2 separate regions of the Homo sapiens genome follow, and region 1 is linked to region 2. Evidence: read pairs that join two places in POLR2A ChIA-PET (ENCODE). Cell type or tissue: B cell. All regions are shown on one strand.

Region 1 (8,000 bases), 200 kb after region 2:
ATGAAACAGTACATGTGAAAGCATTGGTTAAAGGAAGGTGTCCCCAGATGCCAGTTACACAAGCATGGTTGTTGGACTCCATGTGCTCTTGAGGACACCTTCCAGCTCTGCCGTTCTAGAATCCTATGTTTCATGACTAACACCCTGCAGAGTCTCAACCTTACAGGGAGGCCTGATGGAGCAGCAGATGGGCGGGAGGGAGAGGGGACAGAAGTATTCCCTTCCCACCCCTAAACCCAGCCAGGAGCCTACTCTCATCTCCCTCCACCTGGTCCTTCCACCGGTACTGGTAAGACCCTCTCTCCCAATGGGAAACTGTTCTTTCTTCTGTCACTCCCAGGCACAGCCAAATCTGCCAAAGCCTCAGGACCTCCCCAGGGCCTGGCATGGCTCTCTCTTGCTTCCCAGGAAGCTGTTCCCAGCCAGGCAGCTCCGCATGGCAGCAAGATTGGCCCAGCCCTGCAGCAGCTGACTCTCAGCAGCCTGGCCCTGCTCCTCCACTCTTGCACGTGGCTCACAGGCCCCACTCAGCACACCTGCACTGGGACCAATGCCCCATTTTTCCTGCCCAGCTGCTCACACAAGCTGGGCCTTTCCATTGCCCCTTATGCCTCTGCAGCTGAGCCCATTTGGTCTCAACCTGTGTTATAAGATAGAGCCACATGGTTTGGGGGGGTGGTCTTATCCCCATTTTACAGACTTGGAAAGTATGCCTTGTATTTACTTATGAGAGGTTGTGTAAAGATTCCTATAAAGTGTGTGCTCTCACCATGGCCTGCTCCGCCCTGGCCTGTCAACTGCAGCATCCTAAAAGAGCACGCCCAAAAGATAGACCCTGATGGAGAGAGGGTCCTACCAGATCCCCAAGCAGCATCTAGGGGCTACCACAGGCCCACTACAGGACCAGGACCTGGTAGATCTCACTTTCATTCCTCCAACAAGCACATATGAGCACCCACTGTGTGCACTGTACACAGCGCCTGCTGGCAAGTCAGCCTCCCCACCACATGCCAGTGACATGCCAGTCACATGCTAACAAGCCACCCACCAGCCCCAAGTACAGTAAATGTGTGCAGGTCACTGTGCCACAAGCTTTGCTGGAAGATCCTGTTCCCCCTCCAACCCCTGGCTCCCTCCTCCTCCTCCTCCTCCTCCTCCTCCTCCTCCTCCAGCATTCAGCCCCACTGCTACTCCCAGGAAAGCCTCTGCTTTGCCTTCTGATGTGGATGGCCCTCTTCTGTGCCCACTGCACATTTTCTGGTACTCATCACATTCACTCATTCATTCATTCCATCCCATCTAGGCCATTTCATATGCTGTCAAATGGGGGTCTACACCAGCCAAGCCCTAGGCGAAATTCCAAGGACACTTATGTACCCCAGACAAGGTTGTTGCCCTTGAGGGCCCCCTGTCTGGTAAGGGTGCCTGACAAATAAACAAAGACCTCTGGGGCACAGAACCAATGCTGCTCTGGAGCTGGATTCTGTAGTTCCATCCTCTGTCCCTACAACTCCCCTGGTCCCACCATGTCAACGTCAGATGGGCAGGTGACCCAGGCTTGAATCCTGGCTGGGTGACCCTTATGAGCCTCATTTTCTGCTCAGACAACTGGGGATAGAACCTACCTTGCTGGGTTTCTATGAAGGTTATACAGAATGAAGAATGTAAATTATCTGGCACAAATACGTACTAGTTCTCACCCTTCTTTAGGGCGGGGCCGTGTCTTATTGATCTCTGTGCCCCAGTCTACCCAGCATACCACAGGCACTCCTCAATAAGTGAATGAATGAATGATGAGTGAATGAGAACTTCAGAGTGAGGCAGGTATCAGACACATCACCTTTCTCTTCCCTCAGATGCTTCTCCCCATGCAGAGCAGCTGACCCCCCAGTGAGCAATGGCTGTTGTCTCCGCCACAGTCAAGGGAGTAGAATTGTTGAGACCTCCTCCTTCCTCTGCAACAAGGATTGGAGGGGGGCTCCCCAAGGGTGGGGAAGAGCTCGGGTCACAGCAGGGTGCAGCTCAAGTCTGCCATCCTGGCTAGATGGTCCTTGGGGCCCCCCTCAGCTCCTGGCTCTCCTAGGGCCCCTGGAGAAGGGGGATCTGCCTGCAGCACCCTCTGCCAGAAGCTACCTGCCCCATCAGTGCTCCAGGGAGAGGCACCATCCACCTGACTCGGTTGCAGCCAAGAAACAGCCCCTCCATTCCCATGCTAAGCAAAGACCCTGGCACTTCCTTTTACAGGCAAATGAATGGCTTTGGCTTTGTCTGGCCCAGGGACCCCACCCCTGTGTTAGGAAGGTAGCAGCTGGGGGAGGGTACTTTTCCAAAATAGCACCTGCTTAGTGCAGGCCCCCCCTCTTCCTTCCACCCTGAAGATGGATCTTCCTCAGCCCCCCGCAGCCTTCAGGACCCCACCGCCCCCCACAAAGGCAATTCCAGCCCACCCCAGTTCCAGCCCTAGGCTCTGGGAAAAGGAATCACGAAAGCTCTCTCGGTCCTTTCCCATTCGCAGGAGCAGAGGGCCCTGGGACACCCGTTCCCCCATCCCAGTCCTCTGGAGGCCAACGGGTTCCCTTGGAGACCACCAGCTGGTGCCTGTCTCAGCGTGTGCCTGTAGGGGTTGCGGGGGAGGGGACGTATGTATCAGTGCACAGGTCTCTCATCCGGCTGGCATGGCCCTGGCACCTGTGCGTGGTGTGTGTGTGTGTGCGTGTCTTGGTGTACTCCAGCATGGGGCTTTCTGTGCGCATCTGGGTCCCTGCTTGCGTGTCCGTGGGTCCCTGCGTCTCCCCGCGTCCTATGTCTGCCTCTCTCCAAGATTGTCTCTCTCGAGGTGGGTGCCACCGTGTGTGCGTGTGTCCGCGCATCTGTCACCGCGCGTGGGCTCCTCGGCGCGGAAACCCTCCCCCAGGAGCGCCTCCAGCCGCGCTGGCCGGGGCCGCAGCCTCCTCCTGGCGGGTGCCGGTGGCCTGGCCGGCCGCCCTACCTTTGGACATGAATCCTCCTTTGTCTCCGTTCCTCCAGGGAGATGCTCCGGGCGCGGGGCTGCAAGGCTGAGCGGGGCGCGGGCTTCCCCGGGCCGAGCGGCCCCTGCAAACGGGCCTCGCCCCTTCGCGCTCTCCTCCCACCCGCCCGGCCCGCGGCCCCGCCGCGCCGCCCCTGCGCCCCGCGCCGCCGCGCCCTCCCCGGGACCTCGCCTCGGCTCGCTCGGCGCCGCGCCGCCCCTGTCCGCGCGCACCGTTGCCGCCGCCGCCAGCCGCCGCCGCTGCCACCCGCACCACGTGACCGCGCGCCCGTCGGCCCCGCCGAGGGCCCCTCCCCTTCCCGCGGCGCCCGCGCCCGCAAGCGGGAACTGGTCCCGGGTCCACGCTGCGGGCGGTCCAGGAGCCGCCCCCGCGGGCTCCAGGTGCCAGGCCCGGAAAGGTGCCTGCATCCCAGTCCCGTCTCTCCCCGCTGGACCTGCTCCCCGCCCCTTACCCACTGGGCTGCGGCGGGGACGGGCGGAGGGGCGCAGGGGACCAGTGGCAGCTGCGGGCGGCCGTGAGCGCGCGTGAGTCACGCGGGGGCTGGGGTGTTGCGCGGGTGCCTGTAGAGCCGAGTCAGGGGCCCGGGTTCCAGGCCCTGCTCCAGAATGATGAACCAATAACCTTGAGCCAGACAGGAACTTCTCTGAGCCTCAGTTTGCCCATTAGAAAAAAATTTCACGCATTCAGTGGATACTAATGGACAGCATATTGCCTCACAGGGGTGAGGACAACCATCCCTCCCCTCGAAGGTTCTGGGTCTAGTGGAGGAGACAGGAAGATGGAATGTCCTAATGCAGGGGCCGGGGTGCACACAGGGAACTGAGGGTGCAGGCAGGTGGGCACCCTGGGGAGAGGGGGCTTGGAAGACTTCTTGGAGGAGATGAGGGCCAGATGGAAAGGCAAATGGGAGTGGAAGGGAAGAATGGAAAGGGAGAGGTATTCTGCAAAGAGAGGACAGCAGAGGTGAGGGTCTCCAGAGGTGAGAGCTGCGTGGTGCTGGTGGACAGCCCAGAGTCCTTGGTGTCGCTGAAGCAGAGAAAATTCCAGACAGGTGTGTAGAGCTAAATAAGAGGCTGGAGAAGTCCGCACGCAGCCTTGGAAGCTGGATTTTAATGGAAGGTAATGGTGAGTCACTGACGAATATTAAGCCGAAAGTGCTGCCATTCAATGTGGGAGTCGTTGCAGCAGTTGTGTGTGGACAGGGAACAAGCTGGTGGGTGGGAGGTGGCCTCACAGGGGCAGAAGGATGGAGAGGAGGGGACAGCCAGCCAGATAGTTGAGTACTGAGGAGGTAAACCAACAAGGTGGGAAGTAGACTGGATGAGATGGCAAGAGAGAGATGAGGAAGAAGAGGATACCCGGGTTTCTAGGCACCTAATAAAAGGTAGGCAATGCCTACAGCTGAGAGAGTGAGATCAGGGAGGCAGGAGTCAGTTCAAGAAGAAAAGGGCTACCTCTGGACATGCCCGGGAGACATCCGGGTAGATAAGCCTAGCAGGCTGCTGGCTGCCCACATCTGCACTTCAGGAGACAGGGCTGGGCTGCAGATGGAGGGAGAGCTGAGATCTCGTAGGGAGAAGTGAAGACCAGAATTTAGGTGAGGTGCCCAGACTGAGTGTGTGGGGTGGAGGGAAAGGGGTCTGACAATCTAACGACTCAATTAAGGCATTAGACTGGATGCCTTCTAGGCACCTTTCCAGACCCAAAAACTCTGAGCCCTTGAAATGTTGGGAATGAGGCTGCCCAAAGTAGAGATTTTAACAATCTGGATTCCAATCAGCTTACTGCCACCAGCCAGCTTTGGTGTGACTTTAGGCATGTCACAGGCTTTCTAAGACCAAATGAATGTCCAGCCCTTGTGTTGCCCTATTTTAGAGTTCTGTGTAGGACTTCCATATATACAAGGCTCCAACTTACCTTTCAGGATTAAAGGGCTGGGGGTGGGGGACCAAGAAAGAGACATTCAGGTAAGACAACTTTTAAGCAACAGATACCTTCCTAAAAGGCTGAGCGTAAATGGATTTGGAAAGTCTCGAGTGAGGTCATTATCTCACATCCAGAGGAGGCTGCAGAGACTACCTATTAGACAAATCACAACTTCCTAAAGCGCTAGTCAGTATTTTCACGTAGGAGGTAGGAGGCTTGCTTTTTTTTTTTTTTTTTTTTTTTTTTTTCTTTTTGAGACAGAGTCTCGCTCTGTCGCTCAGGCTGGAGTGCAGTGACGCAATCTCAGCTCACTGCAACCTCCGCCTCCCGGGTTCAAGCAATTCTCTGTCTCAGCCTACACACCTGGCTAATTTTTTGTATTTTTTAGTAGAGACGGGGTTTCATCATGTTGGCCAGGCTAGTTTTTTTTCTTTTTTTTTTTTTTTGAGACGGAGTCTCACTCTGTCACCCAGGCTGGATTGCAGTGGCGCAATCTCGGCTCACTGCAAGCTCTGCCTCCTGGGTTCACGCCATTCTCCTGCCTCAGCCTCCCAAGTAGCTGGGACTACAGGCACCCACCACCACACCCGGCTAATGTTTGTATTTTTAGTAGAGACGGGGTTTCACCTTGTTAGCCAGGATGGTCTTGATCTCCTGACCTCGTGATCCACCTGTCTCGGCCTCCCAAAGTTCTGGGATTATAGGTGTGAGCCACCACGCCTGGCCTGGCCAGGCTAGTCTTGAACAACTCACCTCGTGATCCACCCGCCTTAGCCTCCCAGAGTGCTGGGATTACAGGTGTGAGCCACTGCTTTTAAAGGTGGACACACCTATTGATCACCTGATTATTCCAGGTCTTCAGGAAACAAACAATCCCGGGAGATGCTGAAAGGAGGACTCACCATAATTGCTCCTCCACAAGTTACCCCTGTTAACCTTTCTTTTTCTTTTCTTTTTTTTTTTTTTTGAGACAGGGTCTTGCTCTGTCGCACAATCATGGTTCACTGCAGCCTCGACCTCCTGGGCTCAAGCAATTCTCCCACCTCAGCCTCCCCAGTAGCTGGGACCACAGATGCATGCCACCATGCCCTGCTAATTTTTTATTTTATTTTATCTTATTTTATTTTTTGAGACAGAGTCTTACTCTGTCACCAGGCTGGAGTGCAGTGGCACGATCTTGGCTCACTGCAGCCTCTGCCTCCCAGGTTCAAGTGCTTCTCGTGCCTCAGCCTCCCAAGTAGCTGGGACTACAGGCATGTGCCACCACACCTGGCTAACTTTTGTATTTTTAGTAGAGACGGGGTATCACCATGTTGGCCAGGCTAGTCTTGAACTCCTGACCGCAAGTGATCCACCCGCCTTGGCCTCCCAAAATGTTGGGATTACAGGTGTGCGCCACTGTGCCCAACCCTTATTTTTTATTTTTTTATTTTTTTGAGACGGAGTCTCGCTCTGTCGCCCAGGCTGGAGTGCAGTGGCATGATCTCGGCTCATTGCAAGCTCCACCTCCCGGGTTCACGCCATTCTCCTGCCTCAGCCTCCCAAGTAGCTGGAACTACAGGCACCCGCCACCACGTCCGGCTAATTTTTTTTTTTTTTTTTTTTGTACTTTTAGTAGAGACGGGGTTTCACCGTGTTAGCCAGGATGGTCTCGATCTCCTGACCTTGTGATCTGCCCGCCTTGGGCAGATCCCAAAGTGCTGGGATTACAGGCGTGAGCCACCGTGCCCAGCCCCTTATTTTTTATTTTTTGTAGAGACAGTCTCACCATTTTTCTCAGGCTGGTCTTGAACTCCTGCACTCAAGCAATCCTCCCATCTCAGCCTCCCAGAGTGCTGGGATTACAGGTATGAGCCACCACACCTGGCCAAAACCTTCTTTCTGATAGTTTCCCTCAGCCTGACCTCAGACTGGCAGGTTAGAACCCAGCTCAGGGTACAGTCCCTATGTCTGGCCCTACAACCCCCATTTCCTTTTCTCCCAACCCATTCAACCCTGACCTTAGAGTCCTTCCTCCGTTTCTCAACCCATGCAAGCATGATCCATCTCCAAGCTCACACACCTCCCCCTCCCGGCAGCCTAGTCCATCCCCAACCAAGTTTCTGCATTTACCTTTGTATTCTGTGGCCAGGTCCAGTGAGGCAGGCTCTGTGGCTCTGTCCATGGCAGCATTAGTGTTGTCCAGGGCTAGGTCTGTGGATCTGCTTGGCATTAGCAGGCATGTAGCAACGTCTGATATGGTTAGGTTATTAACACTGCCCAGTGTGGTCTTCCCAGTGGCTGGGTCTGGGGTTACTGGCACAACTGAACCCACAGCTGTGCCCATCCTGCTTGTGTCCAAAGCAAGAGAATTCTTAGCCGTGCCCAGCTTGGCTCTGTTCACTCTGGCCAAAGCCATGGCTGTTTCCAACCTACTGGTGCCCACTGTAGCTGTGATTGTGTCCGGCTTGACTGGGTCTGATGTTGCTGAATCCATGGCTATACCCTCTGTGGTCATATCTGGTTTGGCTGTGCTTCTTGTAGCCATGGCTTTGCCCAGCTTGTCTGGTTCTGAGGCTATCAAATCCATGACCATCCCTGGCTTGGTTGTCCCAACTGTAGTCAGATTCATGGCTGTGCCCGGCTTGATTGTGCCTGCTGTAGCCAAGTTCACGGTTTTGCCTGACTTGACTGTCCCTACCGAAGACAAGTCTCTGGCTGTGCCCAGCTTGATATCCAGGGCAGGGAACTCTGTGCCTGTGTCCAGTTGGGATGTGTTTGGTGTGGCTAAATTGATAGCCAAGCTAGGTCTGTTGGTGGCCATTGTGGCTAAATGTCTGGCTGCGTCTGTCCTTGTGTCCATAGCAGTCAAATTCACAGTCGTGTTGGCCCTTTGGAGACGCCCCCGGGGTCTGGGGATCCCCCTGGCCCGGGGCTTGCCTTTTCCTGGAGAAGCTCTGGTAGGCATGTGGTCAGTCACTGAGACAAGGTGCCCCTGGCCCAACGAGCCTGGCTCTGCAAGGACTGGTGCACTCTGGGCTAACCGGGATTGGAAAGGTAAGGCTA
Region 2 (8,000 bases):
TGAGCCCAGGAGTTCGAGACCAGCCTGGCCAACATGGTGAAACCCTGTCTCTACAAAAAATACAAAAAATTAGCCAGGCGTGGTGGCCCTTGTCTGTAGTCCCAGCTACCCAGGGAGGCTGAGATGGAAGGACCCAGGAGGGGCTGCATGACCCTCAGTTGGGCCACTGCACTCCAGCCTGGGCAACAGAGTGAGACCCTATCTCAAAACAAAAATGAAGTAGCCTTGAAATGTCAGTTCAGGGAGTTTGGGTTTTAGTCCATCCCTTCTGTTCTCTTTTTTCCTCCAAATGTTTTCATGTTGAGTCTAAGGTGTAATTTACCCTGGGTCATGGTCTGCCATATTCTGTAGTACAGCTGTTAAATCCTTCTCTTTCAAGAGCTAACCAGTTGGGCCAGGCACGGTGGCTCACACCTGTAATCCCATCACTTTGGGAGGCCGAAGTGGGCGGATCACAAGGTCAGGAGATTGAGACCAGCCTGGCCAACATGGTGAAACCCTGTCACTACTAAAATATGAAAAATTAGCCAGGTGTGGTGGCGCGTGCCTGTAGTCCCAGCTACTTGGGAGGCTGAGGTAGGGGAATCGCTTGAACCCGGGAGGTGGAGGTTGCAGTGAGCTGAGATCACGCCACTGCACTCCAGCCTGGCAACAGAGCGAGACTCTGTCTCAAAAGAAAAAGAAAGAGAGCTAACCAGTTAACTAGGTATGGTGGTTCACACCTGTAATCTCAGGTACTCGGGAGGCTGAGGCTAGAGGATCACTTGAGGCCAGGAGTTCAAGTTCAGCCTGGATAACATAGCAAGAACAGGTCTGTTCAAATAAAAATAAGTTTTTAAAAGAGCCAACCAGTTGCCTTTTCTCATTTTCATTACCTCTAGTTACATCGTAATATTGTGTTTTCTTCCCTGTAGTCTAGTGGCCAGGAAAGAGGGGGAGCAGTAATATAAAGTTTTGTTTCTAGTTGAAAAAAATGGCTTTTTTTTTTTGTTTTTTGAGACAGAGTCTCGCTGTGTTGCCCCGACTGGAGTGCAGTGGCGCGATCTCGGCTCACTGCAAGCTCCGCCTCCCGGGTTCACGCCATTCTCCTGCCTCAGCCGCCCCAGCAGCTGGGACTACAGGCGCCCGCCGCCACGCCCGGCTAATTTTTTCTGTTTTTAGTAGAGACGGGGTTTCACCGTGTTAGCCGGGATGGTCTCGATCTCCTGACCTTGTGATCTGCCCACCTTGGCCCCCCAAAGTGCTGGGATTACAGGCGTGAGCCACCGCGCCTGGCCAAGAAAATGGCTTTTAAGTGAAAAAAAAAAAAATTTTTTTTGAGACAGGGTCTCACTGTGTTGCCCAGGCTGGACTCAAACTCTTAGGCTCAAGCGATCCTCCCAACTAGCTGGGAATACAGGCATGTACCATTATGCCCAGCTATATATGAGGATTTTTAAGTATTAAGTTTTTTTATGGTTGATTGTTAGTTTTATATTGGGAATACTGTGAGTTTTGGCTCTCCCAGTTCGCAGCTGGGTAAGAAGTGGTCCCCCACTGAGGCTGTGTTCAGGGACACATTAGGGTGTGCTGACAGGCCGGTGCCACATCCCACCCGAGCACACTTCAGCAAGGGCCCCCCTGGAGGCTGCCCCCGTTCTGCTGATAGCCTGCCTTCTGGTCCAGCTTCTAAGATGTCAAGCAGCAAAGCTCAGCCTAACATACTGCAATGATGGAAACGCTCTAGCTCAGCACTCTCCAATGTGGTAACCACAAACCAGATGTGATCATTGAGTGCTAGTGGGACTGAGGAAATGAATTTTTTTTTTTAATGTAAACTTAAGTGGCCATGTATGGCTAGTGGCTGAACAGCACAGGCTTAGAGCTACCCTCCTCAACCCAAGTTCAGGCAATATGGTTGGGATTTTTTGGAAGGGGCCATAGAGCACTGGAACATCCTCTCCTCTAGTGGAAGCTTGTGCCCAGGTTGTCACCCCAGCCCACCAGCAGAGAAGCGCAGGACCCTCATTATTAGCTGAGGACTTGTGAGTAAATGGTGTCTGTCATTTTCTGTTTTGGGGCCCATCTTGGTAGCCTGCCTAGTTAAGCTGGTAGCATCTCTATTTAACAGAAGTTGGTGGCCGCGTGTCCAGCAAGACAGAGGGGTCTGGGTTGGGAGGAGTGAGGGTAGGGCTGTCGGCCTCTGGCTTTGCTGCCTCTGCTGCTGTGCACTTTGCTCCTTCATGTGGAGACCTGGGACCCAGAGGCAGTTTCACAAGATGACCATGTCTTGGTCATTGCGGTCTTTTTGATGACCCAAGTCACAGTGACCCAGAGGCCTGCACTGCTCTGTGGGGATGGACGCTTGTATTATTCCACACAGTCTTCTTGGAAATTGCTCTCTGTGTATGATGTAACTTTGTATCCAGGAAACAAGTTTATTGATGGACTTTTCTTTCTAATCATAACAAAAATAAGTCCTTGGTTTGAGAATCCCTAACCTCCCTTATGGAGTAAAGAGCAGTTTAACATTTTCATCTCTGCCTTGCTGTCAACCCACCCAGATCTTTAAAGAGCTGTTGATGTCTCAGGGAAGACTTTTATTACTGGGACATCTCCATAGAAACAGAATCTTTGTTTCATGATCTGTGACTCCTGCCACCTTCCCCCCCACCTGATGTTGACCCTGCATTTCTGACATCATGGTCAGCTGTTTTGTGTTGCTTGTTATGTCATAGGCACAGGATTTGGCTCCAGGTGGGGGGGGTTACAGTAATAAGAGCATGAGCTCTGTTTTTTTTTTTTTTTAATTAATGTATTTAATGCAATGAGCCACAACAATTAAGACGAGAAAAAAAGGCTGTGGTAGCTCATTAATAATTCCACTGTGCGTAAAGAACCTTGTGTGGAGGGTTTTTTTTTTTTCTTCTACTCTCATGAAAAAACAGCTGGGAATTCTACTTTCTGCAGCTCTCGTTGCAGTAGCATTTTAAAGCTGCTATCTCTGCTGCAGACTTTGATCTTGCTGGTGCCATCAGAGCCCTGGATGGGTCATTAGGAAATGCCAGTAGTCTGACTCCTCCCCGGGGGACAGCCGTCTGCCTCACAGGAGCCAGTCCCAGTGCCAAGAGCCCCATATTTCCCTCCTTATGGCCCAGGAGCCTGAGCCTACCCTTCGGCAAGGCAGGGTGGGGCTGGCAGGCCCCTGTGTCCCAAGCCCTGCAGTGTGCCAACATAAGGAATAACAGTAGTACTGGGGTAGAGTGTAGGTGAATTGGAGTCTGTGTCTGCTACACAACAGATCCAAAGGACATTAAACCCTTCTTGTTTTTCCTACCTCCCTCCTTGAGCCCACCATCCTCAGCCTGGGAGCATGTGGATGCATGTGGGTATCTGAAGCTTCACAGAGCTTATAATGAGGAGCTTAGTAAATCCATTCTGCCTTTGAGCTTGAAGAGGGAAATGAAAGTGGCCTTCTCTTCTGGGGGTTGATGTTTGTGTCTGCAAGCCATCTTGTTGACTAGGCCACCTTGTAGGTCTTTTTGAGCTTGGATGATGATCTCGCAAGCTGTTTACTTTGACTTCACTATGCAGAAGTGCTGACTGCGCCCTCTGGACAGTGTAGGATGGTGCCTGGGCCTTGAAGAACACAGATTGAGAGACCTTGACTGGCTGGCCATGTAGGTGCAGTTGCCTGTTCAGAGTCCTCAGAAGAGGTTTTACTACACCTACTGCTCTTCACTCTTCCCTCCCAGCAGGGACTGGTAAGAGGAGAAGCTCCCCTGTGCCCTCCAGGTTTCTGAGCTCTCTAGCTGTGGTTCTGGCCCCTGCCAGGAACGTGAATTGTGCTTCCTGACGGCCTGTGGACATGTATGAGAACAGAGGAGGGCATTGTCTGCACAGTGTTCCTGCATGGGAGGCCTTGTCAGAGATGGACACTGCCTCAGGCAGATTGCTGTAGGAGACTTCATTTCCAGATGTATCTGGCATTAGTTTCAAGTTGTCGTTAGCGTGCATTCATAGTGTCTTACTCTTTTCTGCTTCTAACTCAGAGGGAACGCATTTCCTAACATGAGGCGTGTTTTATTAATGGTCCATCACAGCTGGTCACTGTTCTGTGGCCGTGAGGGAACTGAGCCACCTGCGCCTTTCTGATGGCACCCTTTGCTGCTCGTGTGGTCCCTGTCCTCACTGGTATAAACCCCTGTGGCGTAAGCGTGGCCCAGCCCCACGTGTGCTGTACTGTTTCTGTTTGGCCCAAACTAGAGACTAAGCCAGCATAGTGCTTGCTGCCAGAGCCCAGGTAAGAAGAGAGCATATCCCCTGAGCTCCAGTTGTCTGGCTCCTGCTGTTTATAAACTCTCTGGCAGATTGGAGCAGCGGGAGTCTTGGTCACACTATGTACTTGTGGGTTTTAAATTAACACATTTCATTTATTGCCTTGCTAGTTGCTTGCTGGGGGAGGGGCTTGGAGGTTAGTAGTAAGTTGCTGAGCTCTTGGGCCCACGGAGCCAAGAAGGCTGCCGCCCACTCTCTTAGATACTCATGGGCTCCAACGAAAGACAGGCTATGATGTTCCAGGTCTGGCCAAATATAAAAGGGTCTTTTTGATTTGTTTTAGGATACCGGGACCTGAAAAGTTTTCATGTGTATGTTCATTGCTTATTACTATTGCACTTGAAATCTGTGGGTGCACAGGCTGCTAGTCTGGATCTCAGTTTAAATTTAACAAGGATAAGTACCGTGGCTGCCTCCTGCCATGGTGCCTGGGAGCTCTCTGAGAATGTGTTATCAATATTTATTAACATTCTGCCACCGCGTTTTGCACCAGTGACCTGGCTGTCGGTCTCCAGGAGCTGTGGTGTGCAGAGTGAACTCATTAATTAGATTTCCTTGCCCTGATCCATGCACTACCCTTGTGTGAGAGCTCAGCTCACCTGGAGGCAGATGTGTCCTTGCTGCCATCCAGGATGCTGTCATCATGTTACAAGTTGGAATGAATCATTTTTCCTCCAAGGATTAAAAGCATCCTCATGGGATTTTACCTTCCTCTGAAGCATTTAGTGTGGATTATGTGATTTGTGTTGGAGGCTTCTGTGTCTCCGTGGGTCGTGGGGCAAAGGTGACAGTGGGGCTCTTGGGCCTGGCCACCTTTCTGTCTCAGACACCTGGGCATTCTCTGTACAGAGAAGAAAATACGCGTCTAGATTTTAAAGTGTTTTTACAAGGAGGCTTTGGCTTGAGCCTGAGAAATGGGGTTAGCCTAGAATCAAGGATTTTTAAAATAGCATTTATTGGTGATATCGTGGGAATATAGAAAAGATAAAATTTAAATCAGCTGTATCTTCTTACCCAAAGAGAATTATTGTTACATATTCATAGATTTCCTTTCAGTCTTTTTTTTTTTTTTTTTTTTTTTTTTTTTGAGACGGAGTCTCGCTCTGTCACCAGGCTGGAGTGCAGTGGTGTGATCTCGGCTCACTGCAACCTCCGACTCTCTGGTTCAAGTGATTCTCCTGCCTCAGCCTCCCAAGTAGTTTTTTTTTTTTTTAAGACAGTTTTGCTTGCCTAGGCTATAGTGCAGTGATGTGATAGTAGCTTACTGCAGTCTGAACTCCTGGGCTCAAGCAGTCTTCTCACCTCAGCCTCCCAAGTAGCTGGGACTATAGGCAAGTGCCATCACACCCAGCCTTTCAGTATTTTTTTTTTTTTTTTTAATAGTGACAGGATCTCACTGTGTTGCCCAAGCTGGTCTTGACTCTTGGATTCAAGTGATCTTTCTGCCTCGGCCTCCCAAAGTGCTGGGATTACAGGTGTGAGCCATGGTACCCAGCCCCAAGTCTTTTTTTAATGCGTAGAAACATTTTAATAAAATTAGCACATTTATACATTTGTACATCCTGGTTTTTTCAAGCAGTTTTGTTTCATGGGTGTTTTCCATACCATTAACTCTTTTCAAATGTTAATTTTTAAGTGACCGATATCCATCATGTTAAGGTATCATAGCTTACTTGGGTTGTCTCTAATGTTTTCCTATTAGAAGTAAGTGTAGCGACCTGCTACCTTTATGTCTGACCCTGTCAATCCCAGCCAGCATGACCACACCTATGTCCAGCTGTGAAGTCTCCATCTGACTGTCCCCTTCTGTCTTCCAGATTGTTTGCTACATGAGGAGAACTTCTCGGTGAGGTGCCCTAAGCACAAGGTGAGTCAGAGGCCCCAAGAGCTACCAGCAGGGATGGGATCGAGGGTGGCTCCTCCTGAAAGACCTGAAGACCAGGTGTTGGTGGGCCTCACCCACACCTGTCCCCACCTGTGCCTCCGGCTGTTAGTCCCCTCCTGGCCCTGGGAGGGTGGAGGGGCATGATGCTGAAGGGAGACCCGTGGCATGGGGGCCAGCACTCGGAGTATTATGAGGATCCCAGGAGAAATGTGTTTTGGGAGAGGGGGTGTTTGTCTGTTCATTAAGAGAGGTGAGAATATCTAACTCGATCAAGCCACTGATTTCCACTTGAGGTGAATAGAACCCCAATTCACAGGTTGGCGTTTGGTAAGTCTGGTTCTAGGCCTTGAGGCCTGTGCAAAGGCATCTTCCCAGACTAGAAGTCGAGCTGACCACAAGGCTCTGGGGAAGCTCAGTCTCTTCCAGGTTGTGCTTCTGCAGAAGCAGCCTGATGCACAGTGGATGGGCTGTCTCGGGCTCCACTTCCCAGTTTATTTAGGAGGTGGTCTCGTGGTCGCTTCCTTTAGGAAAGGGTGGGAGGTAAGGGGTGAATGGTCTGTTTGTGGATACCACATATGTGTGTGGGGAGGGTGTATATGGAGAAGGAGCCCCAAGAAAGGATCAGAACGGAGACCACTGCCACCTGATGTTTCCTGCAGGGGCTGCACTGTGTCTCTGGCTGAGGTCACACTGACACCTGGTGGTCACTGGTCACTCGCAGTCTTAAATCTAGTAGGGCCGAAAGTACTAGAAGGAGGTTGTCCAGAGAGGTCTGCCCTCAAAATGCTCCTGAAAGATGCTTGCTTATGCTTTTCTTTAAAAATTATTTCTGGGGAAGGGCGGGGAGTGGTCACAGGATCTTATATTCTCTTTATTTTTACTTAATTTGCATGTTATTTTTAGAACTCCCCTTTTTAAGGGTCACATTTTGCCTCAGAAAACCCTGTCTGAATGTCTCCTGTTTGTCGGTCAGGACTGACTCTGCCTTTTCTTTCCTTTTCCATGTGCCACTCCTGTCCTCCCTTTGCCCTCCCTGATTTCTGCACTGTCCTCTCCCACCTGTCTGTCTCCTCTTGGTTTTGCCCGTGTCAGCCTCCCCTTCCGTGCCCTCTCCCCCCCTTGCAGAACAAGACCGCGAAAGGCAGCCTCAGCACAGAGCAGTCGGAGCGGGGGTGAGGGGGGCAGTGTGCTCGTGGGAATGGAAAGGACAGCAAGCACAGGTGAGTCGGGGCCACCGGGCTCCCTGCATCCTGCCCGGCTCCCAGCAGGCGTCGTTGCCTCTGCCCTCCTGCTCGCTCTATGCTCTGCCACCAGCATTTCATCCTGTGGATGACAACGCCAGGTGGATGCAGTGTTCTTCCATTGGTTACTTAGCTCCCCAGATTATCTGTGGAAAGGAGTGGGGGCTTCTAAACTGTCCACTGCCAATGGGGTGCAGGGTGACTGTTCCTGAAGGCAGCCCTTCAGGGCACAGCTGGCCAGGGGTGGCCTTGTGAGTGGACACAACAGGCTTTTAGGTCTCTTTCTTGGGCAGGGCATCTCTTGCCAGTAGCCCCTGCTCTTTCCCCCGTCTCAGAAAGGGTTCCAGTCAAAGGTCTCTTCTTTTTAATTTACTACATTTCTGTAAAGCTTATGGTGTGTTTTCCTTTGAAAACAACAGAACTCTTGGGTTTTGTTATTAGAAATCTTTTTTTTCCAGTATTATGAAGGATTCCTTTTTGCAGAAGTACAAAGGAAAGAAAAATCCTCAAAGATTTAGTAGACTCTAGCATCTGATTTAATTTTACTCTTAAAAATC

Evidence for each region. Peaks named below come from ENCODE experiments on the same cell type or tissue, not always from the same donor. Only the 100,000 strongest peaks of a DNase experiment are listed, where the experiment ranks them.
Region 1: POLR2A ChIA-PET joins it to region 2 with 12 read pairs; 3 of 35 experiments call an interaction of 5 or more read pairs at or near these places.

The regions. Positions count from the first base shown.
Region 1 is chr22:41,972,064-41,980,063 of GRCh38, reverse strand. It overlaps SEPTIN3 (septin 3), which reads right to left. Exons shown (of 12, transcript NM_001363845.2): 2 at 7,068-8,000. Among named protein-coding and RNA genes, the nearest start is that of SEPTIN3, 6.6 kb to the right of the region's middle. RefSeq lists a silencer at 3,196-3,265. In B cell, no CTCF peak of the experiment used is centred here; DNase peaks (open chromatin) are centred at 2,653, 3,303 and 4,980; H3K4me3 peaks cover 1,182 bases; H3K27me3 peaks cover 5,109 bases.
Region 2 is chr22:42,168,031-42,176,030 of GRCh38, reverse strand. TCF20 (transcription factor 20) reads left to right here. Exons shown (of 6, transcript NM_001378418.1): 4 at 6,135-6,184; 5 at 7,295-7,422. The coding sequence ends at 7,378. Among named protein-coding and RNA genes, the nearest start is that of CYP2D6, 41 kb to the right of the region's middle. In B cell, CTCF peaks have their summits at 6,690 and 6,890 (motif pointing left); DNase peaks (open chromatin) are centred at 3,470 and 6,880; H3K27ac peaks cover 2,470 bases.